Linked DNA regions of Mus musculus: region 2 is linked to region 1. The links are chromatin contacts, found by Hi-C in ENCODE. All regions are on one chromosome and are shown on one strand. The core of a region is the stretch at or near the end of the contact, and the rest is flanking DNA. Distances in the headings are between cores, read along the strand shown.

Region 1 (5,651 bases), core at 76-2,575:
AATTGTACTGATAATCCTACCACATGTTTATCACTTAAGATCTATGATCATATTGAATCTACAAACCTTAGAAAAGGAGCCCACATGCAGAAGGGTCTAGGTTACAACTTTAGAACTGTGGTTGGCAGCCAATCTAATTAAAGAAATCCAGGGTAAAGACAAACTCTCTGCGTTAATCACTACCGTTTCTGAAGCCCTGTGTTTGATGTCATTCTCTAAGCAAAACATTCAGAGTCAATAATTACAAGGATATTTCCATATTGGTGTAGGAGGAAAAGTTTGTAATTGTTTCAGTACCCTGAGAGTTACTTCGACATGTCTTGCGAACTTATTTTGTCCTCTCTCTAGAAACTCATACTAGACTTCAACGTAACGGAAAATTCAAAGTCGCCCTTTTGTGAGGGTCAGAAATCCTTTGTATTAACTGTTTGACCCTTTGCTCTTTAAGGTCCTAATGGAGTCTTTTGTGATTCAGTGAAGGGTGTGCTTCTCTATATTGATGTTGTTTACATCGATGGATAAGCCTGAGTAGGGGAAAAAAAAAATTGCGAACGTGAAAGATTCCATTTCCAGACAACATGGAAAGACTGGTAAGTCAAAGAAATCTGAGTTAGGCAGAAAATTCTGCAAGATATCCTGTGAAAGACAGAGGTATGGAAGAAGGAAGGAAGCGAAATACATTTAAGGAAAGACGCGGATTTGTGTCAGAGAAAGGATTCTCTTTGAATGGGACAAGGGATTGCTTGGGGGGATTTCCTGTCCAACCCTTTATTGCCAGGGTCTTTGTGTAGGGCCTGATGCCGCGGGCTCCCCATTGGGCAGTTCCCTAGGGAGAGCAGTCACGAAAAGCTTTTGCGTCTCCCTGGGGCTTGGGATCTCACTTTCTCAGTATCTCTTTCAGGTTGGCAGGAGCATTGAGCCTGACACCTCTTCTGATGGGACGAGCAAGCTCCGTGGTCGCATTAAACACATTATACGCAAGTTCTTGGCTGATGTTATAGAGTCCCGTCCGCTCCTAAGGACTGACCATACTTAATTGCTCTGTGCTTGCTGGCCGCAGCAGAGCCTGGGGACTCCTTTCCCCTAATTCAGAAGTAGCAGCCCAGGGCGGGGAAGAGGGGGTGGGGTGGGGATGGGTGGGAAGGCAGTTGTTTGAGACTGCACAGCGAGGTGGTACCGAGTCGTTGAATGAGGAGCACGGATTCCCCCCACCCCCAGCCGATTGGTACTTCTCATCAGGAAGAAACGCTGAGAGGTGGGAGTGCCTGGCCAGGGAGGCAGGCGGTCCCTACCGCAGGCTGAGGGAGCTCCTTTCCGCCCCTCCGCCTGTTTCCAAGCTTGGGCTCTTTGGAGTGACTGAGCTACGGAGCTCTTCAGGAGCCTGTGAATGAACCCTCCTCCTCCTCTCCCTCCTCCTTCTCGCTGAGTCTCCTCCTCGGCTCTGACGGTACAGTGATATAATGACGGTGGGTGTCACAACCCGCATTTGAACTTGCAGGCGAGCTGCCCCGAGCCTTTCTGGGCGAAGAACTCAAGGAGCGCGGGCGCAGCAGCTGTGAGCATTAGGTGCTGTGGCCAAGCGCTGGGACAAGGATCTGCCGCTACCAGCGCATCCTCTCTCCTCTCCAGCTCTGTCCCGCACTCGCTGCACCCTTCCCCAGGCCACCGCGCTTCCTATGTGATCTTCCGGGGCAACGCGGAGCCCTTTCTCACAGCTCAGCAGTGAATTTCCACCCCGAAAACTGCAGTAAGCCGCCTTTCAAGGTAATCACTTTTCTTTTGTTCCCCCATTTAAAAGAAAGAGGGAAAACTTGTTGGGAAAAGAAAACCGTCCAGCTTAGTAGGGGGAAAGACTCACATTGTAATTGGAAGAGGGCTTTAATTAAAGCCAAGAGGACTAGCTGTAAGGCGAAGTTAGAAAAATGTGCGCACTTTCAAACATGAAGGTAACTTGTTAAAGAGATGAATTCAGATAGACCTTGGTGCTGAAAAAGAGCTAGACAAAAGAAGTCCGGGGTGGGGTAGAGGAAAAGGACAAACCGAATAGGGGGAAGGGATTTTGTAGCGAAATCCTAGAAAAGTCCTGCTATCTTGAGTTGGAGGAATGGAATGGACTCCTCACACCTTGATTTTGTTCTCTTTAAAGTGGTCGAGGCAAAAGTTTGAATGGAGAGTCCCCAAACTTGCCCAAATGCAAGCCCCTGAAACCACCTTAGGGCAGACCACCTGGTTTCCTGGCTCCGTGTGTGTGGTCAGTATCTTTGGTTCCTGGAAAGTCACCTCTGGGCAGCTCCTGACAAGGCAGCAGGATACTTTAGCGGCCCAGGACCTGCACGGACATGACCCTTTCCCCCAACCCCTCAGGCAATGTGGGAGGCTATCTGGCAGGGGTTGGGTAGGGTCCTGGGGCTGCTTTTCTTTGATGACTTGAGGGCTGTCAAAGCTCTCTCACGTTGCCCCTGTGTTCTTTTGTCCTGCGCGTGGTGCTCCCGAGCCAGCCGGGAAGGCGCATTGGATGGGGGTGGGGTTGTTGGAACACCGTAGAGGTCTGGGAGGCTCCTGGGCGGGAAAGCTTTCCCTGAACTGGAGGGGTGTGCAGTATCTCCCCCCTCGCTCTGGAAAACGAAATGAAGGCTTGTCCCCCAATCTTTACTAGCAAACCAGGACCCATAGATTCTCCAGACAAAGGTGGCGTGGAGACTCGAGTTGGGGACCAATTGGTGCAGTCTTCTCGCCTGGATTACAGCAGTCCTCTGTTCCCTTCTGTATCTTCATCCGCTCCCATTTCTCCACTTGAGTTGAGCAACTTTACGGGCTGGTGGAGTGGTTGTGGAGAGTGCGTGCCGGGTTTCCCCGGGGACGCCCTGGCTGAGAAAGTCCTACTGCCCTGAGTAGGCGTGGGCATTGCAGAGACTTCTCTAGTGCCTGCAGACCCGGGACATCCCGGTTGTCTCGGTTTGTTCTCGGTGTCAATGGGCGTGGACTGCTCAGAGGGGTTAGACAGAAGAAATAGTGGTAAGAAAATAATGTCATAGCCTAAACTATTTGCTCTCGGATCCAACTACGTTCGCCTCCGCATGTCCTACGTGTTCTCGGGATCCCGAGGAAAGGGAAAGAAATCTCCCCCGAGGCTGCAGGGCAATACTGCCTCAAGTACACCCACAGTGGAGACTCGCTATCTGTGTTCCCTCATCTTTGTGTCTCTTTCTCAGTCTCCATCTTCTCTGTCTTCTCTTTCCCCTTTCTACCTCCTCTGCGCTTTTGCGTCCCCTCCCCCACGGCTCACAAATGAATGGCTAGTGTGAAGTCCCTTCCGTCTCTGTCCAAGGAGGCAGGCCCAGAGGGAGGAGCAAGGGCGGGGGGTGGGGGGGGGCGGAGGCGGTGCGCTCCTTAAGATCTGCTTGCAGTTGGGTGTTTCGGACTAGCAGAACCCAGATGTCTAGGAATAGGGAGTTTTGTAGTAGGCGTGGGCTCCCCCTGATGGAAGAATTCAGCACAAGCGGAAAATAGGGCCAGAAAACCACTTTCATATCCTTTGGTTCAAAGAGAAGACCCAGTTCTCCTTTAATAGTCAGTTTTCCACTTCAGAATCTGGAAAGTGAGTCTTTGGGGTTTGGAGGAGACAAAAAGAAGGGAATTTGGTCTTCCCCAAAACACGGGCTCCTTTTCTTTCATCCGCGTGGCTTCCCGCGGCGCTCTGGGAGGCGCCTGCAGCTGGGCGGACTCACAACGCTGGTGACAGAGTCAGGTTTGTAGTTTCCTGACGTGCAATTTACTCATCATTAAGAAAAGTAATAAAGGCACTTGCTTTGGCAAATTTCGCTAAGGTCCTTGGTCACAATGCTAGGACTCTGTTCCAGGCTATTGTAAAAGAACCCCCCCTCCCCCCACTCCTCATCCCAAACTTAACTTTCTCAACATCAGGACAGGCGTTGCACATGGAAACTGGGAAGAAGGCGGGCGCCTAGAGGCAGAGGAAAAGAGTTTTTCCACTGGGAAAGAGTGGGACAATGGAGGGTCGGCGGATAAAGAAAAAAGAAAACGAAACAGATGGATGCAATAGCCAGGAGCCGGAAGAACTCGTTTCGAAATTTTGTTCTCACTTTCGTGTCTGTTATGCGGAAAACGATAATGATAGCGAGCGCATCCTTGCCTGGTGCTGGCCTGGGAAGCAGCTACAGAAACAGAGGTGGTCCGGCCCCGCCTACAGCGGAGAGGGGCTAGCCTCCCCAGCCCCTAAACTCACCCTGGTTTGGAGGAGGGGCCCGGCTAGGCACTCCCTTCAGCGCCGGGGGGTTCGCTATTCGCCACGTGGGCTGGAGCTTCAGCTCAGTGCGCGAGACGGGTGTGACTTCCTGGGCTCCCAGACAGCTGCACAGCTGCTCGGGCGAGTCGCTTAGCCTAGGTCTCCAGCGGCTGCGGCCAACTGGGGCGGGGCTGGGCTGAACCCGGGTGGGGCCTCGGCTGGCGTGTCTCCTGAGCTCCAAAGGCTAGCTGAAGCTGGAGCGGATCCAACTTCTATTAAGATGGCACCAAAGACTCAAGTTAAAAGCCGTTAAAATACTGTTTTCTCTTGCTTTTTTGGGGAAGTGATATGCAAGTACAGGGTTTTTGCTTTAAAAGGAGGAAAAGTGATGATTTATTCTAAGTCAAATCTTGGCATGAAAATGAGACAAATTTGCGATTGCTCCATGCATTCGTTTTGAAATACATTTACATTCCTAAAGACCACATTTAGCCAGAGACAAAATTAATTCTGCTGTAATTGAGTATCAACCAGGATCATTAGAGTGGGCAGGAAAGGGCAGGGGGTAGGTGTCTAGCACAAGTTGACCAAATGGCTGATAAAGAGCTGGGTTGGCAGCTGCAGCGTTTAGGGGTTGGGTGGGGGAGGGGAGAGCGCTGCGGTTGGTCTCATGATTTAGACTGGACCCTGCTACTAAGGTCTTCACTGTAAATTCTCCAGCTTCTAATTCGGAAAAGCTAGGTTTTAATGATCCTCTCTCCCACCTTAAATTCTGTTTATAAGTGGTCCATTATCGTGGTTTTTGTTTTTTGTTTTTTTCCTTTCTTCTTCTCTCTAAAAGCTATGGCCTAAATTGTGCTAAGTACTGGTTGGCAACTGTGTCAAACTAAGAAAACATTCACATAAAAGCCTAAAATGAAATGTTCTGGATTTAATAGGAAAACATTAGTGGAAGTATCAGATAGTTGTCTGAGGTGGAGCGGATTACCATTTGTAAGAGGAACATAGCAAGGAGGGGGTCCCAAAGCACCTGAGTTCTAGTTCTGAGTCACAATGTAATAAAGGAATACTTGACAAATTGCATCTGCATGTCCCCACGAATGCTACAAAGGGTTCCAATAGATTCCCAAGCAGTTGAGCAATTACTTCCTCCAGCAGGAAGTCCACAGTCCTTAATCTTCTTGTGGGTGGTAGAAAGGATGGGATTCAAGAGCATCACTTAGAATTTATGTAAGAGTTCAAAGTTTGCTTTTTCTTGGTGGTTTGAAAATTTAAGCCTCTTTATAATAAGTCTTATTTCCTTCCTTAAAAAAAAAAAAGAAAGAGAGAGAGAAAGTTTGAAAAGAATTTCTTCAGGTTAATAGGTATTTATGCAGTCAGGCTTACCCCCTTTCGTGGCTTCTAC
Region 2 (5,382 bases), core at 2,632-5,131, 1.1 Mb before region 1:
CAGAAGGACCTGAGTTCCCATGTTAAACCTTTGTTAAAAATAGCTGGGTATGGCGGTTGCTTATAACCCCAGTACTGGGAAAGTGGGGACAGGTAGGCCTGTGGGTGTCACTGGCCATATAGGACAATGAGAGCTCTGTCTTAAAAAATAATAAAAAAATAAAAATGAAAAGAGGTGGGCAGCTCCCGATGAACAGTACCTGAGGTTGTTTTCAGGTCTCACACGAATGCGCACACATGCACATGCGCACACAGACCAGGACTTCCCTTCTTACAGGATGAACTTTTTAATGAGATGAGCACATGTGTGTTCATCAGGGGATGCTAAGGCAGGCACTCTCTCCTCTCCGGAGCTCTGTTCTGTGGTACGCATTGGCCATGTAGAAATACTTATGAGTCTCCAATAAAAGTTTCTGTATTCAGGCTTGTTTGAGAGTGACTACACACCCCACCTTTCTCTCAAAAACTCACAGCATAACTATTTATTCAAACACCCCAAAAGATAAGTTTTTAAGGAAAACTGCCTTCTTATAACTAATTCAGTGTATCTGGGTTTGACCACGAACAGCTTTGTCCCTCAGGACAACTGCCCCCATACCATAGGATGCTAGTGCTTCACAGAGCATAAACTAGAACATGCACACTACCATCCTTCAGAGAAATATTCTCCTGATTGTTGGTAATTAACCTGAGGCCTTGTGCTTGCTAGATAAGCACTCTAACATTAAGCTACATGCTCAGCCCTTCAAAGAATCTTCATGAGGAAACAGAATCCACTAGGTAACTGTACTGGCTAGTTTTGTGTCAACTTGACACAGCTGGAGTTATCACAGCTGGGACCCACCATCCCTAGGCTGGCAGTCTTGGGTTCTATAAGAGAGCAGGCTGAGCAAGCCAGGGGAAGCAAGCCAGTAAGGAACATCCCTCCATGGCCTCTGCATCAGCTCCTGCTTCCTGACCTGCTTGAGTTCCAGTCCTGACTTCCTTTGGTGATGAATAGCAGTATGGAAGTGTAAGCTGAATAAACCCTTTCCTCCCCAACTTGTTTCTTGGTCATGATGTTTGTTCAGGAATAGAAACCCTGACTAAGACAGTAACCGAACAGATGTGCGCATTTGATTTAGAAACATGAAGCACCTTTGATTTGTAATGGCACTGTTCCCCAACTAGAAAATACCCTTGTAAATTCTCCTCTTTTCCCTCCTCTGCTCCCCCTCCTCCTCTTTTTCCATCTCTCCCTCCTCCCCTCTTCCTCTTCCCCCTCCCCTTCTGCCCCCTCTTCCCCCTCATTTACTCCTCCTCTTCCCCCTCCTTTCCCTCCTCTTCTTTCCCCTTTTCCCCTGCTCCTCCTCCCCATCCTCCTCCCTCTCTTCCTCTCCCTCTTCTTCTCCCCCCTCCTCCCCTCCTTTTCCTTCTCCTCCTCCTCTTCAGGTAGGATAAAGGTATGTGACATTTATATCCATAATCCCTCTATGTCTTACCATTTGAGTCCCTTGCCCAACTTTCATCTGCCTATCCTCTCTCCTTAAAAGCCTTTCTGACCAAAGAGGGCTGTGCTATGGTTGTTTTTTTGTTAACATGACACAAAGCTAGACATAATTGAGCAGAGGGAACCACAAATGAGAAAAGGCACTCTCCTTAAGGGTGGTCTGTGGGCAAGGCTCCTTAGTGATTGATGTGGGAGGGCCCAGCCATCACTGGGCTGGTGGTCCTGGGTTCTACAAGGAAGCAGGCTGAGCAAGCCATGGGGAGCAAGCTAGTAAACAGCATACTTCCACGGCCTCTGCATCAGTTCCTGTCACCAGGTTCCCAACTTGCTAGAGTTCCTGCCTTGATTTACCTCAGTGCTGTGTGGTTATCCGGGAAGTTACCTCCCCAAGTTGATTCATGGTGTTTCTTATCATAGCGTTAGAAACCCCAACTGTAAAGTTTATACTTACTATGCTTAGAAGACCAAAAAGCAAAAAAAAAAAAAAAATGCTTCTAGCACATAAGTCCCTTGTAACTTGCACAAGCTGTACCCTAGCAGTCCCCTCCCCTTTCTCCAGACATTGAAGACTATTCCTAAATTGACTGAGCTTGTAAAATTTGCTGTTCTAGAAAGACGGTGGGCCATAAAACTAGCTGCTCTTCCCGCTTTCATAATCAAACTTGCTTACTCTGCTGAAAAAGATGACTAGGGCAACTGTAAGACATATATTTTAAAATTAGAGCCTGCCTACACAGACAGATGCATGTAGTCTGGTGGGTTTTGACTTTGTAAGCCTTGGCCTGACATGACTAGGGGCTGCATCTTGGGATGGCTCTCAGGTGCAGTCCTGGCCCCACCCTGGGTGTCAGTCCTTAAATGAAAAGACTCTGGTTATCAAAGTATATTTTTGGTCATGGTGAATCTCTAGTGAGCCCAGACCCCTCACCCTAACAGACTGGGCTGACTGCATCCCATCCGTGTCATGGAGAGTATCAACACCCTAGCCTCTACCTAGAATTAGATTGTTCAGAAGTGTTCTTTCTACCTCAGCTCCCAGGACTCTCCATGAACACAAATAGAATAAGGAGAATCCACGAGAACAGAAAGATCAGAAATATTGAGCTATAAGAACAAGAAAATAATTGATAATTCAACCAGTATTTCCAATTACTACCAATGTTCTAAGTCTGTCAGTCTTGAAATTTTCTATGTAATGTCTCATCTTTTAAAATAAAATTATCATGAATACACTATACTTTTTCATGACTAGAGAATGTTCCACGTTAATCGTTAGTGGTGAGGGTGATGGTCTCAGGTTGAATCTGACAGGCAGTTTAAACACAACATAGGAGAGAAACTAGGCAAGTGGTTTTGTCCCCCTAGACTCAATTCCTCATATATGACACTGGGATAATGTAAGAAACCTATTGCTATTATTTTATGACTAATTCTGTGTTAATATACACCTAAGTTTTAATTAAATTTGATAATGAACATAACATGCAATAATATACATACAATTTGATTCTTAGAAAAGAAAATAAAAAAGCGCCCTCCCACTTCGTCCCTGGAGGATTTTTGTATTATTCTTTTTCTTGTTCCCAATCATGTGCCTTCTTACCAACCTGGCTCTGGTTTGGCTCCGGAAAAGCCTCTTCCCAATTCCACAGCCTGACAAAAGAGGGCGCCATTGTACTGTTCACGGATGACGCCCGGCTTGAGACAGTTAAAAAAAAAAAAAAAAAAAAAAAAAAAACGCTCCAGCTAACACTTAATGTTCGATCCTTTTCAGGTTCACCCTAACCAATTACAACAAGCTGGCCAGCCAGAGTTGGTTTAGTTTACACCGCGTCGAGATAATCTTCAACAATTCGGTGCAAGCAACTTTTAACGCAACCGGTATATATGCTCTGTCAACTTACTCCTACCGCTGCCAACGGGTCAGCAGCCTGCGGCGGAATGATGCCCTACTGTTGCTTAGCAGCTCAGATGATGTGACAAGCCTGTGGGAGGTCACGTTTATTGATTTCCAGGTAATAAACTAAAACGCACTCTTTACTTGGTGCCAAAGAAACTCAGTTGAAGTAACCCAAAACAGGACGCTTAAGGAAGAGTGTCCGTGCAGTACCTTTAAGGTAGTGTTGGTTTATTCTGGATCTTCTGAGGTGTGAGATGGAGCAGGGTGGAGAGTTTCTTCTGCCTGAGCCCTCCAGGGCTCGCGTTTACTTTCCTGTTTACCCACTTCCCAGGTACTTATCTAAACCCTAGTGCAGCTGTGGCTGAAGCCCGGTGACTGACATTTCCTGGGCCCAGAGCTCTGTGAGGAGAGCCCTTCTGGGAGTAAACAGCGATCTTATCAGGGCAGATTAGAAGTACATCTGAAGTGGGAAAGACAGTGTTGACAGTTAGCCTGGGAATGGAATCGTCAGCCATCAAAAATAGCCCAGAGAGCTTGAAAACCTGGGAGAAACACATGTGAGCATGACAGGCGCCTTTGCAGTCAGCGTCCCAGCTGAGAGACATTCTCTCAAGTCCCTCTAATCTTGTTTACCTGCGGCCTGTCTTACTCACTGAAGCAGCATGCATGGCATTGCACATCCCTTATAAGGGCATGCATGTTCCCGCTTGTTCTTTATTTACATGGGTGTATAGATTCATGTCTATTTCTCTCAGCTTGGAGGAGGCATAGCGTTGATGAAAGGCCAAGGGAAGATGGGAATAACACGCATTTTGGAGTCAGGCAGATAGGAGTTTAAAATCGCTCCTCTACCACATGGCTAGGTTACTTCACCTTGTCCATATATGTCCTGTCTTCATCCATGTAGAAAGTAGGTGACTTCGTATGTGTGCAATACTCAGGACCATTCCAGGCATGGAATGACAGTGGCACTTATACCAGCATGTGCTAGTGGTTAAGACGGCCCATTTTATGTTATGTACATTTTGTAGCCGAAATAATAAAACAAACACTTGCTCAAAGACCAGGGATGGGGGTTTCGAATGAAGGAAAGGAAGAGAGGTCAGAGGAGGACTTTGCAGCCACCAGGGACGACTGGTTCGCAGACTCACAGGATTTGACTTCTGTGCTGGCTGAGCAAGGCTTTGAGGCTTTGGAGCAGCAGCAGAAGGGAGGAGCACCCCAGTACGTATTCACAGGGCCCCCCCCCCCCCGAGGCCCCAGAGAACTTGCTGTAAGACGCACATCCCTCCTCAGGATTGTGTAACCTGCACGCGTGAAACTGCCTTCCTCACAGTGAATGGCATGCTAGCTTTGTGGAAGCACCAAGAATGTAAACAGAAGCATGGATGCAAGCTCAGGCCAGGGGAGAGGAATGTCCGCAGGAGAGTGCTGTCCACTCTGCAGGTTTGCTGGCATTTCTTGTAGAATAAACATTTGTCCCTTGGTAGGCCCAAGAGAGTGGTTGCAGACCCTAATTCCTTCCATGGTTACCAAAGCCACGAATTCTCAAGCCCCTTATATACAATGGCATGGTATTTGCATATGACCCACATACAGCCTTCTATGGTAGTGACAAGGAAAGAGATAGACAATACCAAAAGCTGTGGAGTCGTATGAAGCCACATGTGTATGAAACCAGGTTTTTCATGTGTAAATTTTATTACCACACGCTTTCTGCTGTGTGACTCCAGGTGAGTTACAGAACTTTCCCGAGCCCCAGGCTCTTCTTTAAGCTACAGTAAAATAGTCACTTGCCCATGGGCTGCTATGAAGACTCTGTTGGGTCAGCAGTATCTGGTATATAAAAAGCCTTCAGTGTGTGCCTCAGTTTGGGTTTTTACCACGCCAGGACTCATGTCCTCCCTGAGAGATGCTTTCCAACCACTCCCTGTCAATGACATCACACACCATACTTACCAAACCCAGAGCTTCCTTGGAGTTAGAGACATAGC

Evidence for each region. A loop is a pair of places that touch in the nucleus more often than their neighbours do.
Region 2: a loop to region 1 is called in a map of heart, with 15 times the contacts of the local background. The contact joins the enhancer-like site here to the promoter of Vcan in region 1. A Hi-C loop is called at or near these places in 2 of 37 maps with a recorded cell type or tissue (heart and left cerebral cortex).

What each region holds. Positions count from the first base shown.
Region 1 is chr13:89,738,186-89,743,836 of GRCm38, reverse strand. Vcan (versican) reads left to right here and starts at 1,325. Exons shown (of 15, transcript NM_001081249.1): 1 at 1,325-1,764. It overlaps Gm4117 (a long non-coding RNA gene), which reads right to left. Exons shown (of 2, transcript XR_003950663.1): 1 at 4,247-5,651.
Region 2 is chr13:90,884,675-90,890,056 of GRCm38, reverse strand. It overlaps Atp6ap1l (ATPase, H+ transporting, lysosomal accessory protein 1-like), which reads left to right. Exons shown (of 7, transcript NM_001145879.1): 6 at 3,263-3,503. Among named protein-coding and RNA genes, the nearest start is that of Atp6ap1l, 18 kb to the left of the region's middle. Within about 2 kb of position 3,881, at least 1 of the 3 ENCODE cell types and tissues checked has a DNase peak (open chromatin) inside an H3K27ac peak, as active enhancers do; it is heart, where a contact is called at or near this core.